3 separate regions of the Homo sapiens genome follow, and all the other regions are linked to region 1. A link is a loop called in an ENCODE intact Hi-C map of the cell type or tissue named here. Cell type or tissue: PC-3. All regions are shown on one strand. Links, peaks and the distances in the headings refer to the core of each region. The heading gives the core; the rest is flanking DNA.

Region 1 (2,500 bases), core at 1-2,500:
GTGTGTGTGTGCATGTGTGTGTGTGTGTGCCTGTGTGTGTGTATGTCCCACTTTGTTCCAAAGAGGATTTGATGGAGCTTCGAAGAATACATACAACACTAAAGAAAAAGAAAATGAGGACTAATGGAAAAATAAGAAAAACGAGGTGAGCATAGTAAAGGCCATACATACCCAAAATGTATATCAGAGATGGGCCACAAATTTGGCCAAAACGTTTATCAGACACAGGCCACAAATTTGGCCAAGTGCTTTCTAGCAACTAATACAAAAACTGGAATGGGATCTTTTATATGAATCTATATCCACAACTTAATAAGTCAATTAGAAGCTCTTCTTTCAAGAACCTCAGGTGTGAAAGGGAGAACAGAGAAAATCTAAAAGAATGTAGAATTAAGAAAGAGTTTTTCAATTAGGAGGCTTGTACATGTTTTTAGATAAAAATGAAAATGAGTGAGAAGAAAAAGGTATGAATGAAATGCAGATATGTAGTGCTATATGCAAAAGAAGCAGTACTGAAATGGTGACTATAAACCCTTTTTCTTCATTATATCAATTTTTAAAAATCCAGTATTGACTCATTTTGAAAAGTAAGATAGTTTTTGATAATCTATCAACTTTAATACAGTTGTTTTATTATTTTGGATTGGAAAAAGGTATAAGAGTAAACAGTATTTGTCACATATGTTTCTATATATTTCTTTATATATAGCGTTTTCTTTCACGTCTATTAAATAGCAACAAGTGTCCAGGTTTACATTAAGCAATATGCACTAAAACAATTGGTGCATAATAAATTTGATGTATTTGATTTGTTGTAGATTATATACTCTGCACAATCTGACACTTGGTAGAGACGAGGAAGTCTCTGTCCCAAGGAATTATTTCTCTGAATTCAGCAGTCTGATTTGCTTCTTTAAATGACTTAATGTGCTATAAATATTAACTTGTCTAAAAGTTTAAGGCATTTTCACACATTCCTCCCCTCCCCCTGCTTTTTTTCCTAGTATAGCAATCAAGGTTGGCTTCAAATATTATTAATTTGCCAAGTATGTATCTGAGTCACATAATAAACATCACTTTGGGAACATAGCAATGTTCATCAGTGAACAAATAAAGGCAGTGATTCCCTGATGTCAGTATGCCACTGGATCACCCCAAGTCCAAAAGGAAGGCCACCATTGTTCCAAAATCAGGGGCAGGTTAAGTGGGATCAAAATGACTCCACTTACTTTTCCCCTCCCTGGTAATCCAGACCAGGTTGAAAATAACCTGTATCCAGATTTGATTCAGAGATTCTGGACTGATATGTACAATAGACTTCTGTGAAATGTCCCAAGTAAGAAATTGATTCGGGGTCCAGGCACGGTGGCTCATGCCTGTAATCCCAGCACTTTGGGAGGCCGAGATGGGCGGATCCCTTGAGGTCAGGAGTTTGAGACTAGCCTGGCTAACATGGTGAAAACCCATCTCTACTAAAAAATACAAAAATTAGCTGGGCATGGTGGTGGGTGCCTGTAATCCCAGCTATTTGGGAGGCTGAGGCAGGAGAATCGCTTGAACCCAGGAGGCAGAGGCTGAAGTGAGCTGAGATTGTGCCACTGCACTCCAGCCTGGGCAACAGAGTGAGACTCCATCTCAAAAAAAAACAAAAACAAAAACAAAAACAAAAACAAAAAAAAACATTGATTTTGATCCAGATAATCTCTCTTTTGTTTTTGTAATTTAGACTGGTCAACACCCATTGCTTCATTCTAGCTATTTTAAAAGTTTAACTATAGTTGCTATGATGAACTCATTATGTTGACAAAACAAATCACAATTTTCCCTTCTATTACTTATATATGCTTTGTAAAACACCACTTTTCTTGTCCTAGAAAATGTTATAAAAAGATGACTTAAGGGAAGATTTATATAAGGCATAGTGTAGTGTCTAAAACTTGAGTTCTTGTCCAATTATTGCTTTCTAATATTTCAATCTTCTGAAATGACTGAGCCATATTTGGTCTTAGGTTTGCAATTCTATTTCTACCAGGAGCTAGCCTCATAACTTTACGTAATAATAATAATGATACAACAATAAATTTTAACAGCGATTTACAGTTTTAAAATGCATTCACAGTTGTCATTTCATTTGATTCAGCATTCCACAGATATTAATTGAGCATAGACTAAGTGCTAGGCAGTTAGGCAGGGCAGCTGTTATTATGCCCATATGAGAAAACAAATACAGATGTTAAGTGAAGTCTCTAGGATTATACCACTGCCAAAGTGGGGAAGCCAGGAAATGAACCTGGGTTCCCTCTTGAGAGGTAATGTAGTGTGGTGCAGAGATTAGGAGCACAGACTCTGGAACCATGCTGCACTGGCTTAGACACCAGTTCTGCCACATTCTAGCTGTTTAACCTCGGGCAAGTTACTTCACCTCTCTGTGCTGGGGTCTGTTGTGAAGAGATTAAGAATATTCACAAAGCACTTAGAGCCTGGTAGGTAGTAAGAACTA
Region 2 (9,013 bases), core at 1,702-4,201, 48 kb before region 1:
GCCTAAATTGGAAAGATTCGAGATCAATTTGGGCCATTTTGCTGCAGCCCGACCTGAAATAAGAGGAGATCGGGGAAGAGGAAGGTGGCTGCCAAACAGAAATAAGGAGTTGATTGGTTCTCAGACCAATCCTTTATCTATAGGGCATTAGGGCTAATTCTGAGCATCCTGAAAAGATGACATCTGTGGCTTCCTTCCCCCCTGCTTCTCCATCTTTTTCCCACCTTCCCCTTCACTCTTGCACCCATTTGAGTCCCAGCAGTGTCTGGGGAGCCAACGGTGATGCATTTAACTCCTAACCGCCGCAGAGCTAGGAAAGCCTGTTTCTGGACAACAAGCTGACTAGGAAATCTTCTGATTGGGCCAGTTTTATAGAAGACTGTGTAATCCCAAACAGCTCAAATAAGTTCTGCTTCAGATCGTCTCCTGCAGGACCCTATGGGGTATATATCTATGCACCCTGGGTGGGAAAGGATTTTAGGGCACCTCTCTATCTCCTGCCCAATACTTGGATCCCCTCTTCGGCATTCCAGAGGAGAGGTCTTCCAGTTTTTGCTCCAGGTTCTTTAGTGATAGAGAGCTCCTAGCTTAGCCCAGTTGCCTTTGGACAGTTATTCCTGCCAGAAACGTTCTCCTAATACCCCCTGGCCTTGCAGCCATTTCTCCTAGAACACATTCTGGTGGCCCTTGCACACACTGTAGGTTGAATAATGAAGGGTATTTCAGTTCATTTCGATGATGGTTTTGATGCAGCAACAAGTTTTCATTTATTTGTTGGGTGTTTAAAGGTTGTTTCAGAGTAAAAATTTGAGGTGAAAAAAGAAAAAAGAAAGTTGGTGTAACCATTCCTCTGCCCCTCCTCTTTTAATGATAAATCATGGACCTTAGTGCTCCAGATACCAGCAGAGGAAAACAGTTTACTTTGGCATTCTTTCTAGGATTTCTTCATGATTACAAATAAGTTAATTCAGGTCAACTGATGTTCTTAACTTCAGTACTTTGGAAAAAATCCTCATACATTAACTTTTCAAATATGTGTATATGTAAAGTCAAAAGGAAAAATGTTCATAGTGAATATCTCTGTGAGATAGGATTAGGGACGCTGAAAGATTTTTTCTTTGCGCCTTTTTGTATTTTTAAAATTTTCTATGATGAAAACGTGAATCAGAAAATAAAGCAAATATTTCCTTTACAAATATTTTTCTTGCTCCTTTTCCTGTAGGTAAAATTATGTTTTAAATTACATCTTATAGATCGTATATAATGTACACAAAATTTCATTCATTTCCTTGCCATGCTTCATGGAGAGACAGACCATGTTTCTTTCATTCATCTTTGTACCTGTCCCCATTCTCCCCACTTTTCCACTGGGTATATCAAGAGACTTGTTCATAGTAGGTGCTTAATCAATAGATATAATTTCTTTTACTGAAATTAGTCACTCTATGCAAACTCCATAAAACATTTATTTTTAAAGACCTGTTCAGAGTTCACCCTTTCTAATATATAATTCCTCAGGATTTAGTACTTGTAGCACAGGTGGCTACTTGGCCTTTCACCAGAAAATTTGCAGTCCCCTTCCATGTTGTAAAGTTGGGGACTACCAGTCTGCCAGCCCCTGCCTTCCCCGTCCCCACTTCCCGAAGCTCTGTAAGGCCACGAGCCTTCTGGCCAGCGGAAGGGGCTGTGTCACTCCCAGGCAGAGCTCAGAAAAGCTGCCCGTTCAATTGTTCACATCCTCTCTTTTCTTCTCTTATCTGCCAGGGTCCCCACTGGTGACTGACTTTATGTGAATGAGAGATGAGCTTCCACTGGATGAAGCTACTGAGATTTGAGAGGTTACCTGTAACAGAAGTTGCTGTTACCTTAACCTTCACAGCATCAAACACATCACTAACTCCTAAAAAAGACTGAAAAGGGTTTTACCATAACTCACAGAACTAATGCAAGACATTTGTGTCCTTACCCTCATGAAAATTAAGCACTAGCAACCAGCTCCATTTTATACAAAGTAACATTTATACCCACATCTGGACCGAGGCCAAGAAAAATGAAAAACAAGGAAGTGGAGCAGCATTTATCTTCTGACTGCATTTAAAAGATGTCAAAATAATTGGTTGAAAAATGGAAAGGTTAGTCAGTCCATGTTTTCAGGTACAAAGAGATAAATTAATTTTTTCAATACGGTGTTCTCAGTGGTTGCAGTCATCAGACCATCACATCAATTTGGATAAAAATAATATGGTTTTCACCAACCAAATTGTCTCTGAGATACCTGGTTATACCCCCAATTAAGTGCAGGCACAGGGCTTTCATGAGAGCAAATGTGCAGATGGAAGGGTCCTGTGCAGTTGGCTGCCAGATGTGCCTGAAATTCCTACCTACAGGGGGTCCTTTCCATGATGGGTAATTATAGGAACAGATAATCTGGCTAAGGTGGAACTGAAGAGTGGGTTCAGTATAATAATGTGAAATACACTTAATTAGCCCAGGATATTGTTGATTTCTGTGTTGGTGCTTCTACCTCGTAGGCATATGTTTTGGCTATTGTATAAGCATAACTTCCTGTAGAAGTCATTAACTGCAGCAAAAAAATTTAACAATGATGGAATTAGAAATTACGCGTGCTCATTTATGTAGAGTACTACTGAAAACTTGTTTAAGCAGAAAGTTTAAGGAAGTTAAATCATTCTTTGTGGATTTTTAAAAAGATTGTCTGGAATTTTTATTTCACTCTTGTATTAGTATTTAACATTTTATGATATTTGTCTAGATTTCAAAATCTTCAAAGAAAGAGTCTTTGTATATCTCCCTCTAGCATCAAGTACGAAGTCTAGTTCACCTCATGTGCACATTTTTTAATTGAGCCATATTTAAACTGGTAGTTTTAGAGTAGGTTACTATCACTTGCTGGCTATGACCTTGGGCAAGCTAACTTAATTTCTGTGTGCCTCAGTTTCTCACCTGTAAAATGATAATGGTACCTACCTTATAAGATTGTAAAAATTAAATGAGATAGGCCAGTCACGGTGGCTCACTCCTGTAATCCCAGCACTTTGGGAGGCTGAGGTGGGAGGATCACCTGAGGTCGGTAGTTCAAGACCAGCCTGACCAACATGGAGAAACCCCGTCTCTACTAAAAATACAAAATTAGCTGGGCATGGTGGCGCATGCCTGTAATCCCAGCTACTTGGGAGGCTGAGGCAGGAGAATCACTTGAACCCGGGAGGTGGAGGTTGTGGTGAGCGGAGATCATGCCATTGCACTCCAGCCTGGGCAACAAGAGTGAAACTTTGTCTCAAAAAAACGCCCCAAAAATTAAATAAGATAATATATGTAAGGATCTTAGGAGGGTACCTGTCACAGAGTATATATTTTGTATGTTATCTATTCTTATTATCCTTTTATTATTACCAGGTGGTTTACATTTCTTAAAAAAATTCTATGTAAATGCAGTGGAGTTTTCACATTGACTTAGTTATCATTTCAGAGTTTATCTAAATAAATTTGTCATTAAAAAATATTAGCACCTAAGATTTTGACTTTTTCCTTCATTTTCTCCATCAGTTAATATTCTATCCAAAAAAAACAAACAACAAATCTATGCTTTGAATGAAACAGAAGCACTGAGGTAAAAATTAAACAGTGAAGTCAACATTTTGTCATGTTAAAAATTTATTCTAAGTGATCTGTTTGGTAAGTTTAAATTTTAAGATATGTCATTTTCCATCCTATTTAATAAATGGTGCTGGGAAAATTGGCTAAATATATGCAGAAGAATGAAACTTGACCCCTACCTCTCACCAGCTACAAAAACTGACTCAAGATGGATTAAAGACTTAAATGTAAGACTTCAAACTATAAAAATCCTAGAAGAAAACCTAGGAAACACTCTTCTGAACATCAGCCTAGGCAAAGAATTTATGACTAAGTCCTCAAAAGAAAACACGACAAAAACAAAAATTGACACGTGGGACCTAATTAAACTAAAGAGCTTCTGCACAGCAAAAGACACTATCAACAGAGTAAACAGACACTCTACGAAATGGGAGAAAATATTAGCAAACTATGCATCTGACAAAGGACTAATATCTAGAATCTATAAAAAACAAATCAACAAGAAGAAAACAAATTACCCCATTAAAAAGTGGGCAAAGGACAGGGACAGGTATTTCTCAAAAGAAGACATACAAGCAGCCAACAAACATATGAAAAAATGTTCAACATCACTAATCATTAGAGAAATGCAAATCAAAACCTTTCGCACCAGACAGTATGGCTGTTATTAAAAAGTCAAAAAATAGCAGATGTTGGTAAGGTTGTGGAGAAAAAGGAACACTCATATGCTGTTGGTGGGATTGTAAATTGGTTCAGTCCCTCCGGAAAACAGTGTTGAGATTTCTCAAAGAACTAACAATAGAACTCCCATTTGACCCAGCAATCCCATTACTGGGTGTCTATCCAGTAGAAACCCAAAAGAAAATAGATCATGCTACCTAAAAGACACCTGCACTCACAAGTTTATCACAGCACTATTCACAATAGCAAAGACATGGAATCAACCCAGGTGCCCATCAGCGGTGAACTGGGTAAAGAAAATGTGGTACATATGCACCAATGGAATACTATGCAGCCATACAAAAAACAAAATCATGTCCTATGCAGCAACATGGATGCAGCTGGAGGCCATTATCCTAAGTGAATTAATGCAGGAACAGAAAACCAAATACCACATGTTCTTACTTATAAGTGAGAGCTAAACATTGAGTATACATGGACACAATGATGGGAACAATAGGCACTGGGGCCTCCACAAGGACAAAGGAAAGGGTTGAAAAACTACGTATTGAGTACTATGCTCCCTATCTGGGTGATGGGTTCAACTGAAGCTCAAACCTCAGCATCATGCAATATACCCATATAAAAACCTACACGTGTACCACCTGAATCAGACATTTTAAAAAATAAAATATGTTATTTTCTGAAATTGATTTTGTTTTTTTCAGTGCCTAGTAGCAGACAGCCAATAAGAGACACAAAGATCTTGCTAACACTGGCAAGAAGCTCTGCAAAGAACTATCCCAAGAGGAAGAGCTATGGAAATCACAGGACTTCATCAAGAACAAGAAAGAAAGAAAAGGCTATTGGTGTGTGTGCTAAAAGGAGGCTTCTAATATTACCCATTTAAAAATCTTTGATAAAATGTCATTTGTCTTAGTTCAGGTGGCTATAACAAAGTGTCATAGAAGGAGTGGCTCATAGTTCTGGAAGCTGGAGGTCTGAGGTCAGGGTGCCAGCATGGTCAGGTTCAGTGATGGCCATCTTCCTCTTCCAGGTCACAGACAGCCATCTTCTCCTGGTATCCTCACATGGAAGAAAGAGGGCTGGAGAGCTCTCTGGGGGCCCTTTAATAAGGGCACTAATACCACTTGTGAGGGTTCCATCCTCATGACCTAGTCACATCCTGAAGGCCATACCGTCTAATACCATCACATTAGAGGTTAGGATTTCAACAGATGAGTTTTAGGGGAATACAAACGTTCAGTCCATAACTTCGCTCAACACTCAAAGTAGTTAACAGTGACCCCTTCTCTTGTGTGCTTTTTCTAACTAATCAATTGCCTCGTCCTGTCAATTGTCATGACACATTTGCTGGATTGTGTCTCACATTTGTCCTTTTCTTTTTCATTCCCAAGCAACTTCACCCATAGACTGCAGAGATAACCTCAAAATCTTTGTTTATGAATGACTTAATTTCTTTATTACATAAAGTATATATGTTCATTGTAGATGCTTTACAAAAATCAGGTAAGCAAAAAAGAAGAAAAAAATTAATGTCTTGAATCCCACCACTTTGAAATAACTTTTTTTTTCTGAGATAGGTTCTTGTTCAGTCGCCCAGGTTGGAGTGCGGTGGTGCGATCACAGCTCCCTGCAGCCTCTACCTCCTGATCTCAAGCCATCCCCCCATCTCAGTCCCAGTCTCAGCTGAGACTACAGGCATGTGCCACCAAGCCCAGCTAATTTTTGTAATTTTTTGTAGGGCGGGGTTTCACCATGTTGCCTAGGCTGCTGTCAGACTCCTGAGTTCAAGTAATTTGCCTGTCTCGGCCTCCCAAAGTGCTGGGATTATAGGCATGAGCCACTGTGTCCTGCCTTGAAATAATTTCACTTAATATTTTGGTATATATACCTCTGTCTGTGCATATTAATGGAATTATGCTGCAATACTGTTTGTAATTAACTGCATATCATAAATATTTTTTCATGTCAATAGACTTTAACAATATTATTAGGTTGGTACAAAAGTAATTGCGGTTTTTGCCACTAAAAGTAATGGGGAAAATCGCTATTATTTTTGTACCAACCTAATAGCTGCGTAGCTTTCTATTTTACAGATCTAATACCATTTATTTACTCAACCTCCTACTATTAAGTGTCTAGGCTATTTCTGATCTTTTACTTTTATACCCACACTCATGGTAAGCACCCTTGCAACTATATTAATCACATACATTCTTAATTATTTCTCTAAGATGAATTCATAAAAGCAGAATTGTGGGGTCAAAGCCTATACACATTTTTAGGTTGTTTGATAATAAGCCAAATGCAATAAAGTATCTTAATCTGTATCCCAATGTCCAGTATTCTGTTTTCCTCCAACTTATCTTCCTCCTTAAGTTTGTAAAGAAGAACACTAATAATGTTGCCTCCCACTTCAAAAATTGTCCAGGATTCAAAATCCTCAGTCTAGGCTTTGAAGCCCTTCTAATCTGGGCCCGGCCCACCTTTTCAGGGTCACCTCTCACTGTCCTCCCTGTATTACCCTACACCCCATGCTATTGCTTCTGAACACTCTTGATTTCTACCCTGTCTTCAGCCACACTAGATATGATCCCTTTCGTGAACTCCGATAGCCATGTACATGTGCCTCACTTCCAGCATTAATTGTATTCTGTTCTATGTCTCATGGGCTTTTTACGCACTAGTCTTACCTCCCTTCCCACACCACAAGTGCTTGTAATGCTGGGACCACCCCCTGAGTCCCCGACAGTAGAAGTGTAACTGTCAGAATTGTCTTGGTGATGCTGCAGTAACAACAACCCTCAGGTCTCCGAGGCTGAAAACAAGACAAGTTTATTTCTCATCATGCTACATGTCCATCTCGGGTCATCCAGGGGCCTCTGTTACATGACATCCTCACTCTGGGATTCAGGGGCCCTTTCATCTGAAACTGATGTGGCAGCAGAGGGAACAGAGACCTGGAGAGCCTCCCGTTGGCAATTAATTGTTCCTGTCTGAAAGTGATATTTCTGCCCACAAACCATTTGTTAAAATCAGTCACATGGCTGTACCAGAGGGAGGAAGAGTAATCTTCCCATGTAACTGGGAGAAGGAAACAATCATATAATATAAGGGGAACTTGAAGTCTCTATCACAATAGCTAGAATGGTGCCTTGCTTGTAACAGACAATCAATAGACAAATGTTGAAAGAATGAACAAATGAGGCCAGGTGAAGTGGCTCACACCTGTAATCCCAGCACTTTGGGAGGCCAAGGAGGGCAGATTACCTAAAGAGTTCGAGACCAGCCTGGCCAACATGGTGAAACCTTGTCTCTACTAAAAATACAAAAAAATTAGCCAGGTATGGTGGCATGCACCTGTAATCCCAGCTACTCCGGAGGCTGAGGCAAGAGATTCGCTTGAACCCGGGAGGCGGAGGTTGCAGTAAGCCAAGATCGCGCCTGGGCAATAGAGGGAGACTCCATCTCAAAAAAACAAAAAAGAAAGAAAGAATGAACAAATGAATGAATCTCTAACTAGTTATAAAAACAAAAGAATGCTGACTATAATAGGATGTTTCTTTTTCAAATTAATATTCACTTTTATAAGATTATGAAAGATGGGCCGGGCACGGTGGCTCATACCTGTAATCCCAGCACTTTGGGAGGCCGAGGCGGGTGGATCACGAGGTCAGGAGATCAAGATCATCCTGGCTAACACAGTGAAACCCCGTCTCTACTAAAAATACAAAAAATTAGCCGGGCATGGTGGCAGGAGCCTGTAGTCCCAGCTACTCGGGAGGCTGAGGCAGGAGAATGGCATGAACCCAGGAGGCAGAGGTTGCAGTGAGCCGAGATCGCACCACTGCACTCTAGCCTGGGCAATAGAGCAAGACTCTGTCTCAAAAAAAAAAAAAAAAAGATTATGAAAGTTGAACATATATGGGCATTTTGTTTTTTCTTTTTCTATTAAGTATAAGTCTGTATATGAAATGCAAATATGTGTTTTTCCCTCTCTGTTTCAAGAGGGAAGGATGAAACCAGGAAATCGTGAGCACACCACATACTTACAGGAGAAGTAGGAACTGTACCATGAGTCACACAAAATAACTAGGTAAAAAAGAGTGTCCAAAATTGTTAGATAAGGAAGATGGTCCCATAGGAGGGGTGACTCAGTTGACTCAACTCTCTCCTGGGAAATACACTTCTGCATTATCCTATTTATAATAACAGGGTGTTATGAAGTAAATAGTCACCCAAAGAGGAACCTCCTGAGAGTAGAGTTGAGTGTGACATAGGACAGTCCAAGAAAATATGTGCACCTGACAAGGTGCTTTGAGGTAGCAGGTGAAGCTCAATCACAAGAAGTGGCATAACTCAACAAATGACTCTTTCTGTACCCCTGGGAAAACCATGTTTCCCACCAAGAATCTCTCAATTCATGACAGGGAATGTGCAACCTCAACGGATCTCTCTTTCTTTTGTGACTATTAAGATTACTATCTCTCAGGCTGACACAGGTGGATCACCTGAGGTTGGGAGTTCAAGACTAGCCTGGCCAACATGGTGAAACCCCATCTCTACCAAAAATACAAAAATTAGCTGGGCGTGGTGGCACCCACCTGTAGTCCCAGCTACTCGGGAGGCTGAGGCAGGAGAATCACTTGAACCTAGGAGACGGAGGTTGCAGTGAGCTGAGATCGCACCACTGCACTCCAGCCTGGCAATA
Region 3 (11,279 bases), core at 3,985-6,484, 74 kb before region 1:
GTCACGGAATTTGGGAGCTGCCTGGGACAGGTTCATTGTTTCTGTTGAAAAATAGCTGGTAAAGTTGGCAGAACTATCATGGTGGTCTGTGTTTCATGTTTGATCATCATTTCACTTATAAATGAACTTTTTTCTTTTATAAAAGTAATATAGGCACATCATGGAAAATTAGGAAATTCAGATAAGCCACAAGAATAAAAACAATTTGAGAGTCCTGCCTAGAAATAGACACTTCACTTTCTGGATTGTATCCTTCCATGTTTTTTTCTGTGCATGCGAGCACGTGAGTGTATGTGAGAGAGAAAGTGTGTGTGTGCGTGTGTGTGTTGGATGGCCATATACTCATTCACACATATACATTCTCTTCAACACACTGGGATCATAGAAGCACATGGTTTAGGGACCTGCTTTTTTCTTTCACTCCTACTGTAGAGAGAACACCTTGCTCTATCATTATACCCTCCACAAAAGTCTTGCTAACCCTGGAGAGATTTTGGCAGACATTCTGGAAAAGGCTTTTGGAAAGAGTTGGGGGTCTTAAGAAAAGCTTCTGTGTGTCCTCTGTTTTTCTACTCTCCCTTAAAATTTTTCCATCACAAGAATAGGAATGAGAGACCAAGTCACATTCAGGGCTGGAATCCATTTCTTCCGATTGATGCTTCAGCATACCTGCTCATATGTATTGCTACTGCTGTCTTGGAATGAGGGGTCCATAGTGGGCAGAGGCCTGAGTACAAAAGGAGGTGGTGCGGGTTTTCTGGAGAGCAGTAGTAGCCTCACTGCCAGTAATCAGAAGATCCTTGAAAGAAACAGGTTTCTGGCCGGGCATGGTGGCTCACGCCTGTAATCCCATCACTTTGTGAGGCCAAGGCGGGCGGATCACAAGGTCAGGAGATCGAGACCATTCTGGCTAACATGGTGAAACCCCGTCTCTACTAAAAATACAAAAAAAAAAAATTAGCTGGTCATGGTGGCGTGCTCCTGTGGTCCCAGCTACTCGGGAGGCTGAGGCGAGGCAGGAGAATCGCTTGAACCTGGGAGGCGGAGGTTGCAGTGAGCCGAGATCGCGCCACCGCACTCCAGACTGGCAACAAAGTGAGACTCTGTCTCAAAGAAAAAAAACAAAACAAAACAGGTTTCTTTCCAGTCACCAAAATGTGGAAGGATTTAATGAACTTCCCCCTACCATGTGTTCACACCAGCCCAGTCTTGATTCACTGCTAAAAATTCTCTGCTTTTGCCTAGTAGAGCGTTCAATGAATATTGGTCAAGTGAATGAATGAATGAATGGTACTTCAGATGATCATGCTACTCCTAGACATTGGTTAAGATGCCTTGGCCCTTCAAAATCAATAACGTGGTCTTTTTACACAGCACGTGCTCTTAAAAATAATCTATTCTATATGTGTGTGTTAGGGCCACTTGTTTTCTAGACAGTTTTGTTTCTGTAGTCAAGTGGGCATAGGAAGTTTATATGTGGGAAGTTAGTATATACAGACACACAGATATATGTCTGTTTTCATTGGCCTATTTATTCATTGGATGAAATTGTTGCAGAAGCTATTTGTAACTATTCAGTAAGGTCTCCATATGTTGCAGTTCTTGCAGTTAGTGTTAAACATTTGGATCAATACAACATAGTGATAGCAGCAAGATCACAAACCTTCACATTCTTCTGCCATATTCCATTGGTTTTACATCTTGAACTGTCTGTGAGTGGAGGCTGATCTTTGCCTTGGGGCTCTAGATGGCCAGGTTGATGCAGCTCGACACACTTTAGACACCTGAGCACCCCCAGCATGAATACTTAATGCTTTAGCAAAGACCCTGTGTCCTTCAGCTTACACAGTTGTGACTACAGGGAAACCTCGTTCCTGTTTTGATATGTTTGTTATGTAGCATGTCCTTTCCGATCTCTGTAACCTTTCAGGGGTCAGTTTTCTCCTTTGTAAAATGGCAGGCTTGGAAGAGAAGGCTCGAAAGCCCTTTGCATGTCAGCCCAGGGAAGTGGAAAGACCACACCTAGGAACCGACTCTAGCTCTTACCACCCTGTAAGCCTGAGGCTCAGTTGCTGTCCCTGGAGAACAGAAAACATAATCATGGCTATTCTGAGGGTCAGGGGCAAGTGCTTTGCAAGTGGGATTGTGGTGGGCAGTGGGAGGGATTCTGGGGTTCACTGTCATGCTAGTTGTGTAACTGGGCAATGCAACCGTGTAAGTGTCAGGAAACCCTCAATAAGACTGAGCCAGAGGCCAATAAGAAGCCAGCATTTACATGATGTTCTTTTCCTTTTTGTAACTAGGAAATTTCGATTTGCACACTGATTTGGCCCACCATTCCTGGAGAGATCTCGTGGGATGTCTCTTTTGTTACTTTGAACTTCTTGGTGCCAGGACTGGTCATTGTGATCAGTTACTCCAAAATTTTACAGGTATGTTTTCTGCAAGTGCTGCCACTGAACTTCACCCAGGCTTGGGGTTATTTCTGCTAGAATCTTAGAATTTGGGGTCGGAGAACACCTAAGAGTTCACGCCAGCTCAATCTTGATTCACTGCCCAGGTCTACAACACTGAGGAAGGAGAGGATTTTTTTAGAAGTTATATCTTTGTGATTATGTTTTTGCTCATCACTAAAGTAATACTAGGTCATTACAAAAAATTAAATTAAAATGAAAGCAGACACATAAATGTAAATAACACAGAAACTGAAAACTTACTCTACCTTCTTAACAATTCAAGATGTATTTTTTCAGGTTATTTTTCTTATAAGCTTATGTATATGTCATGTATACTGTGTGTGTATTTGATGAACCATATGAAATTGCAGGTTAAAATGGTCAAATGGTTATCTGACACTGTTCAATGTTCTTTTCAGATATGAGATAATACTCTCTGCTCTGTAACTCCTTTTTTCACTTAACATTATATCTTAACATCTTTCCACATCATTCCTATATCTCTAACTCATTATTTTTAGTGGCTACAGATATGACTTCATTTATTTTATGGTCTTTTAGGCTGTGTCCATTGTTTCCCCATCGCAAACACTGCAGTACTGGAGAATGTATACTTTTTAAAACATTTTATTGAAGTATTATATACATATATAAAAAGCACACTGAGCATAGGTGTAGGCTCAAACTGAGTGCATTCATGAAAGCAGCTCCCAGGTCAAGAAATGGAATATTACCAGAAGTCCCTCCTATTATCTTCCAGTTGCTACTCCACCCACCCCCAGGGAATGCCCATTTCAAATGTGCACTGAAACAGGAAATGATCTCTACCTTTAAAACAAATATGTACAGGGACATAAAAAGGACGAGTCAGCCTGTTTTATATCTCGTAAGGTAGCCCATTTGTGAGTAAGTTGCCTGCCCAGGCAAACAGCATGGGTGCATCCATGTTTATGCCCATTTTAGAAGGTTTAATGCAAAGCCCTTGAATCCTCGTGGAGGTTTATAGTTGTTGAATCTTGGTTTTATAGCATCTCATGTGTGGGTCATCTGGCAAGTAGGCACTTGAAGTGGTGCCCTGTAGGGCCTGCTCACTCTCTGGTCACTTTTATGGCCCTTTCTTTGCAGCTAAGGGTCTGTAACCTTCTTAGACGCTCAGAACCCATAGCCAGGCCAACCTCCATCCAGGTCTGCTAATCCCTGGGTCCTGTGGGAGATGGCCCCTCCATGTCACTCATTAGACTCTTGCCCACCCAATGACCACTAAAGTGACACCCAGCCTGAGGCTTGTTCAAGTGCAGGAGGCAGATTCAGGCCTGGAGTTAAGGTCTGGACAGTGCTTGCGATGGGACCAGGCATATGATAGTGCTATGTAAGTGTTAGCTATTATCATTAAGTTAAAAGGAAAGAGGTGAGAGAAAAAGGAAGATAAATGTAGAACTTATTTAACAAATATTTACATAGTGTTGACCATATGCCAGGAACTGACTCTTTAATTCTGATAAGAATTACAGATGAAGAAACCCAGGCACAGGGAGGTTAAGTAACTTACCCAAGGTAACACAGCTTGTAAGTGGCAATCAGGATTTAAATTCAGGCAGTCTGACCCTAGAGTCCCAATGCATTAATTCCTCAGACATGTGTTAAGGGCCTGCTCTGTGCGAAGTGCTTGGGGGAAGGGAGGTGGGCTAAAAACCGAGCAAGACACATTCTCTATCCAGAAGAAGCTTTGACATAAAAGGGGAAGAGGGAGGAGACAGACAAGGGTGCTGATATCGAAAGGAGAGAAACTGAACACAAGGTGGAATGATACTGAGACTTTGCAAACACTTTGCAAACTGTTAAATGCTACACAAACGTAAGGGACGAATAAGGGGTATAAGAAAGAAGAGCAGGCCAGGTGTGGTAGCTCACGCCTGTAATCCTAGCACTTTGGGAGGGTGAGACCAGTGGATCACCTGAGGTCAGGAATTCAAGGCCAGCCTCGCCAACATGGTGAAAGCCCGTCTCTACTAATAATACAAAAATCAGCCGGGCGTAGTGGTGGGCGTCTGTAATCCCAGCTACTGTGGAGGCTGAGGCAGGAGAATCACTTGAACCCAGGAAGAGGAGGTTGCAGTAAGCCGAGATCGTGCCACTGCACTCCAGCCTGGGCAACAAAGTGAGATTCCCTCTCAAAAAAAAAAAAAAAAAAAAAAAAACGAGAAAAACAAAAGGCCATGAAGACAGACACAGAGACTTGACAGTGTTATTTTAATAATCTGGGTTTGAGTCTTGAATCTGCCACTTACTTGCTGTGTGGCCTTGGCCAGCTTAGTTACCATCTCTGGGCCTCAGTTTCCTCATCTGCAAAATAGCAAACATAATGCCAGCAGTACAGAGTTGTTGTGAGGCATGTAGGAGATGCTACTGATGGGACAGAGAGAGCCATGCCTGCCTGTAGCAGGTGATGAATAAATTATGACGGTCGTGATTTGTTAGGCAAGGCTGCTCTTCCGACCCCTGTCTCAGAGCATGCTGGGAAAAGGTGCTGCTAAGATTTGCAAGAGGATAAACAACAGCCCAGATTTGGAGCACATCAAGAACAAGGAATTGATGCTAGAGCAGGGCTGGCTGGAAGGGGCGGCAGCATTTGACCTCCTTCCTGGAGGTCTCACTCCTGAGTTCCTTAGGCGCCAAGAGGGCTCTGGTCTGCCCCTTTTCACTCGTACCTCACGCTTCTCAGCTGCCTGCTGAGGAAGGAATGATTTTCCACCCACCCCCATCTTTTTCTCAAGGCCAGGGTCCACCTGGAAAAATTCTGAGACCTGAGGAGTTGGGGCAGCTGTCCTTTTAGCCACCCACCTCTAAACAGCAGTTTACTCTCGAAGCACCTTGTGTCTAAACCCACAGCCGGCCTTCACTTCTCCCCATTACAGACCTCGGAACACCTCCTGGATGCAAGAGCTGTCGTGACTCACAGTGAGGTAAAAGGGCACTCTGAGTAACAGAGTAACAGAGCAAATATGTAATTTACATTCCATCACCACCCTCACCTTAAGGCCCTGTGTGGTCTGGCCCCGCTGCCGTTCTCACCTTCATATTTCACCCTCCCTTGTGTCCACATTGGCCTTGAGGCTGTACTGCGCACTGGCCACCATACTGCTGCCCCAGGGCCTTTGCACCTGCCACTTGTTCTCCTTGATCTCTCTTCTCCAGATTTCTGCATGGGTCACTTCCCCACTTCATTTAGTTTTTACTCAAAAAGCTCTTCACCAAAAAGTCTTCCCATCAATCTCCAATTCCTTATCCTGATTTATTTCTCTTCAAACACTTACTACACCTGTCATATTCAATTTATGACAGTCATCTGTCTTGCCCACTACAATGCAAGCTCCATGAGAGCAGAGGTTTTGGTTTGTTCACTGCTATATTCCTATGCCTAGATCAGAGCCTGGCTCATTCATTGTAGGTGCTCAATAAATATTTGTTGAATGAATGAGGCATGAGCCTTGGATCACATTGAAAGGGGTCTACAGGGTCGTCTCTTCTTGGACAGTGGGAAAATCACTGGACAAAGAGTCCTAAGACAGAAGTTCTAATCCAGGCTTTATCACTGTGTGACCTTGGGCAAGTCACTTAAGTAATGTGAACCTCAGTTTCGCAGGAGCCAAATATGCCTCAGTGGATTAACACAATAAAATGAAAGAGCAGATATGATAATGTTTTAAAAATCACAATTTTAATCCAAATATCACTTAAAAATTACTTTCCACGTTATTAGCAAAATCCACTGTTGCCCATTTCCCAGGAGGACTATGACATTTGTCCTCACTTGGTACCATGAGTTTGCCAGGCTGATAATTTGGAAGCAGACAAGCTATACCAGGTGGATGGAGTGTGCAAGCAGGGCCTCAGTTTGCATCTCCTCCCCTGTGAAGATATACGTAACTCAGAGATACTGAGTCAGCTTTTCTGTCCAAGCTTTTTCTGTGAAGCTTGGTTTTACATAACTCTGTAAAATCAATTGAACATCAATGTTAATTAGGCATAATAACAGACAATTCACAAATTGTTTGACACCATGGGATACAAACACTACAGCACCACCAGTCCCACTTCTCACCTGTCACTAGTTCCTGTAACCCAGGTCTCATCTCCAGGCTTGAGAAGTGTCTCTTTTTCACATCACCCTGGTCTTCTATTGCTCTAAAGCAGTGTGTCTCCTAGAATGCTCTGTAGAGTGCCATGGCAATGTTAGGTGTTAGAAAGGGTTTGGGAAATGCTGGGATAGGCTAGATTGGATTCTTTGCTGCAGGACTTCTCAGGACCTTTATTATGCCAATATACTTTGAGGATCTCCCACACAGTAATAGAATAGGTATCATTGCTAAACGTGACTACAGAACCCCCTTTTCTCCACAGAGCATCTCTCTGCACTGGTGCTCCAAGAAATGCCTTTTTGGAAACCCTGCTCTAAAGTCTCCACCCTCCTTCCTGGTTCTGACCTGGGCAAGAATTCAGAGCAGGCTTCGCCCTGGCTCTTTCCCTACTGCCCACCCTTCAGGGGCTGCTTCATGTGCTTGGAGCAGTGGCCTTATTCATCCTTCTGCCCTCCCTGCTTCCTCTTTCCTTGTGACTCAAACATGCCATACATCTTCAATATTTTTTCCAATCAACAGTTTTCCCAAGGGAATAACCTCCCAGCGACTTCTAAGTGCCTTCGGATCAGGCTGTCACCACTGTTTGGGGCTTGCTTGACGTCATCGCCCAGCAACTGTTGCCATGACAACTGAGATGCCTCTACCCTTTTGTAACAGTGGATGTTTATTGATCCCCCTCTCATTGCCCACATATGCACCAGAATGGAAGAGCAGCGTGGGTGGAGCTGCCTTGCTTATTGCTGTGTGTCCAGCACCTATGAGTGCTTAGCACATAGCAGGGGCATATAAATATTTGTCGAATAAGTGAGTCTATGGCTTGCAGATGGAAAACCCTCAGCCTGCCTCAGGGCTAAACTGAGAAACAAAATCTGTTTCCGCTGAACATGAGGGTGTTAGACAGTGAACACAAAGCCCTTTCTCCACGCCTGACCTGCATTCCCCAGCTTTGGGGGCCTGCATGCTGGTCGTGGAAGGGTAGGTGGAATCTCTGGAAAGATGGAATTTTCTGTCCAGTGATTCTAGAAGGGAGGCTGTTGATTGACCAAGCAGCTCCCAGAGGAGACTCAACCTTCAGGGTTGAGTCCCAACTTTGTCAGTGGGAACATCCTCTACCCATCCCCACATGTTGGCAGCAGCGGTCTGCTGGCATGGGGTGGCAGAAGGGTGTGAGGTAGGGTGGAGACTACCCCACGGTCTTCAGAAGCTCATGTGGGTGTGGAGGCAGTGAGTCTCAAAAAGGTCTGTCCTCAAAGGACTGAGGGGAACTCCAGACTGAGTCTGTTGTCCTAGATGAGCAGCTGCGACACTTCAGTGGGCAAGAATCACCCGGGGAGTTTAGGAAACTTGCAGATTTCTGGGCCTCACCCAGCCCCACACAATCCGAATGTCTGAAGGGGCCCCCCAGCATTTGCATGTCATCATGTACTCGGTGGCCGTGGACCACATTCCCCAGATGCTGTCCACCTCTGCTGAGGTGCTGTGCCTCACCGGAGAAGACACTGGCACCTGGCATGGGGTACACTCCCCTACTTGACTGTGAGGCTCAAGCAAATCACTTCTCTTCTCAGGGCCTCTTAGTTCCAAAACTGCGGCAACCACAGAACCTATCCCAGAGGCTTGTTCTGTGGATTAGGATTAATCCTCAAAAGTTAATTGAGCATTTAGTTTAATCTAAAAGCACATCAAGCATTCTGCCCAGTGCAGAAGACATTTGAAATCCTGGATCAATGTTAATTATCTTTGACATCTAGCATGGGGAGAGGAGGAGGAGAGGAGCCACATTTGATTATAAAGCCCCCTTTTCTTCCTCGCACCCTACCAGTGGTGGGAACTGTGGAGAGAAGGAGATAGTAGCATCTCTCAGTGCTAAAAAAGATCCAGGCCAGGTGCGGTGGCTCACACCTGTAATTCCAGTACTTTGGGAGGCCAAGGCAGGCAGATCACCTGAGGTCGGGAGGTCAAGACCAGCCTGACCAACATGGAGAAACCCCGTCTCTACTAAAAATTCACAATTAGCCAGGTGTAGTGGTGCATGCCTGTAATCCCAGCTACTCAGGAGGCTGAGACAGGAGAATTGCTTAAACCTGGGAGGTGGAGGTTGCGGTGAGCCGAGATCACACTATTGCACTCCAGCCTGGGCAACAAGAGCGAAACTCCATCTCAAAAAAAAAAAAAAAAAAAAAATCCATCCACTTAAGCACTTGGTCCATGAGTGAGCCCACTTTGTCTGTCACCCGCAGCCATTGTCAGGTACCTGCTAGGGCTCTGGGTCACAGAAGACACAGGCATGCCTTGCTTCAGCTCCCATCCCCCAAGGAACCTGTAGTCTGGTGGGGGTCTGTGTTAGTCTGTTCTCACACTGCTTTAAAGAACTGCCTGAGACTGGGCAATTTATACAGAAAAGAGCTTTAGTTGACTCGGTTCCACATGGCTGGGGAGGCCTCAGGAAACTTGCAATCATGGCAGAAGGAGAAGCAAGGACCTTCTTTGCATGGTGGCAGGAGAGAGAAGAGAGTGAGCAGGAGGAGGGAAAACTGTCTTATAAAACCATCAGATCTCATGAGAACTCATTCACTATCACAAGAACAGCGTGGGGGAAACTGCCCCCATGATCCAAACACCTCCCACCTGGATCCTCCCTCCACACGTGGGGATTACGGGAATTACAATTCGAGATGAGATTTGGTTAGGGATACAGATCCAAACCATATCCGGGTCAGAGGTAAGAGGGACGCCTGGGCCGGGCGCGGTGGCTCAAGTCTGTAATCCTAGCACTTTGGGAGGCCAAGGCGGGTGGATCACGAGGTCAGGAGTTCGAGACCATCCTGGCTAACACGGTGAAACCCCGTCTCTACTAAAAATACAAAAAAAAAAAAAAAAAAAATTAGCCGGGCGTGATGGCGGGCGCCTGTAGTCCCAGCTACTCAGGAGTCTGAGGCAGGAGAATGGGGTGAACCCAGGAGGTGGAGCTTGCAGTGAGCCGAGATGGCGCCACTGCACTTCAGCCTGGGTGACAGAGCGAGACTCCGCTTCAAAAAAAAAAAAAAAAGTAGGACGCCTGGACATCTACCACATAGTGTATGTGGCAACTGTCGCATGAGTGCCTGAAACAAAATGCTGCAAGATGCCAAGCGGGAGATGAACCAGGAATCCTTCTCAGAGTTCCTGGCATTAGAGTTTGGAGTTAAAGCCTGGGCAGAAGGATTCCCATGGGCAGAGATAGTAGAGAGTGGGAAAGAACTAGTTTATGATAAAGACAATGGGCTGGCGTCAGGCTGCCAAGTTGGCAGTCCACCTCGGCAGCTTCTTAGCTGAGTACTGGTGGGCAAGTTTTGTAAGCTCTTTGAGCCTCAGCTTCCTCATCTGTAAAATGGGGATCATCACAGTACATATGTCACAGAATTGTTGGGAGAATTTAAAAAGGTAAACTAAGTGATAGGTAAGGGCCTGGCACATAGTAGGTGCTCCATAAATGTGAGCCTTCATCAACATCACTCATCAAAAAGTATTTTTGCGACACTACACCAGGGACCCTGGGTACATTGTCGCCCTTCTTAGGATGGTGTGGGCAGCAAGAGGGATGAAGCTGCTGTCAGAATCAGCCCTTGTGGGTCCCCCAGCCTGTGCTTAGGCCTAGAGCGATATCCTTACTCAGAGGCGGTACCAATTCCTCTGCAGCCCACCCACCTGACACCCTGCCCAACTGATATTCTCTTAGATCTAACAGCCAAGGCAGCTTCCTTAGATTAACCAGGTTTCACCGGAACACAAGTTCTAGTTTTGATTCTACATAATGACTTCCAGACTTGGATGTGCCAATATGGCCTCTGGCGTTTGAGCCCGAGGTGGTGCCCTGTGTATCCTGAGCAACCTTCACCCTGCAGAGCCATTGAGGGGAGGGGAGAGCTGAATAGTGTGGCCATCCCTTTTGAGACTTTTGTAATTTGTCTCATCTTTAATCCCACTGAGCTAGATTTTCAGAGATGGGGGCTCTGACCCTGTATTATCAGTGGAGTGACCTTCAACAAGTTTCTTAAATTTCTTGAAATTCAATTTCCTCATCTGGGAAGTGGGAACAATGATAGTACAAATCTAGAGTAGGTATGAAGATTAAATGTGACGACTGAGAAGTAAATGTGCGGCACAGTGCCGGCCACACGGAAGCCCTCAGTAAAGCTAGAGATCTGTATGACTATGAGGCTGTTCACTCAGCATCTGTTGCCCTGGTCTCCACCATCAACAGGTGGACCTAAACTCCTGCACAGAGCAAGCAGCCACATTGAATCATAAAACAAACAACTATCCTTTAATTAGCTAGTTACAAGTTTTTGTTTTTTTTTTTGAGACAGGGCCTCACTGTGTCACCCAGGCTAGAGTGCAGTGGCGCAATCTCGGCTCATTGCAACCTCCACCTCCTGGGATCAAGCGATTCTCATGCCTCAGCCTCCTGAGTAGTTGGGATTACAGGTGCCCACCACCATACCCTGCTCATTTTTTTGTATTTTTAGTAGAGACAGGGTTTCACCATGTTGCCAGGGTTGTCTCGAACCCCTGACCTCAGGCGATCTGCCCGCCTCAGCCTCCCAAAGCGCTGAGATTCCAGGCATGAGCCACTGCGCCCAGCCTAGTTACAAGTATTCTAACGGGAATATTTTCAGCCATTCTGATCTTGCAGTTAAATTTA

What was found. Peaks named below come from ENCODE experiments on the same cell type or tissue, not always from the same donor. Only the 100,000 strongest peaks of a DNase experiment are listed, where the experiment ranks them.
Region 2: a loop joins it to region 1, with 2.3 times the contacts of the local background. A loop is called at or near these places in 1 of 110 quality-filtered maps.
Region 3: it touches region 1 in a loop (5-fold over the local background); 1 of 110 quality-filtered maps calls a loop at or near these places.

The regions. Positions count from the first base shown.
Region 1 is chr10:93,652,007-93,654,506 of GRCh38, forward strand. All of the region lies in intron 15 of PDE6C (phosphodiesterase 6C), which reads left to right. Among named protein-coding and RNA genes, the nearest start is that of PDE6C, 41 kb to the left of the region's middle. In PC-3, for the core only: no CTCF peak of the experiment used is centred there; a DNase peak (open chromatin) is centred at 1,055; H3K4me3 peaks cover 591 bases; H3K27ac peaks cover 543 bases.
Region 2 is chr10:93,602,310-93,611,322 of GRCh38, forward strand. No RefSeq gene overlaps it. Among named protein-coding and RNA genes, the nearest start is that of RBP4, 5.6 kb to the left of the region's middle. In PC-3, for the core only: no CTCF peak of the experiment used is centred there; no DNase peak of the experiment used is centred there.
Region 3 is chr10:93,573,788-93,585,066 of GRCh38, forward strand. It overlaps FFAR4 (free fatty acid receptor 4), which reads left to right. Exons shown (of 3, transcript NM_001195755.2): 2 at 2,304-2,432. It overlaps LOC124902485 (a long non-coding RNA gene), which reads right to left and starts at 7,106. Exons shown (of 3, transcript XR_007062250.1): 1 at 6,941-7,106; 2 at 6,559-6,668; 3 at 6,290-6,365. RefSeq lists a silencer at 7,728-7,933. In PC-3, for the core only: no CTCF peak of the experiment used is centred there; a DNase peak (open chromatin) is centred at 5,424; H3K4me3 peaks cover 270 bases; H3K27ac peaks cover 1,539 bases.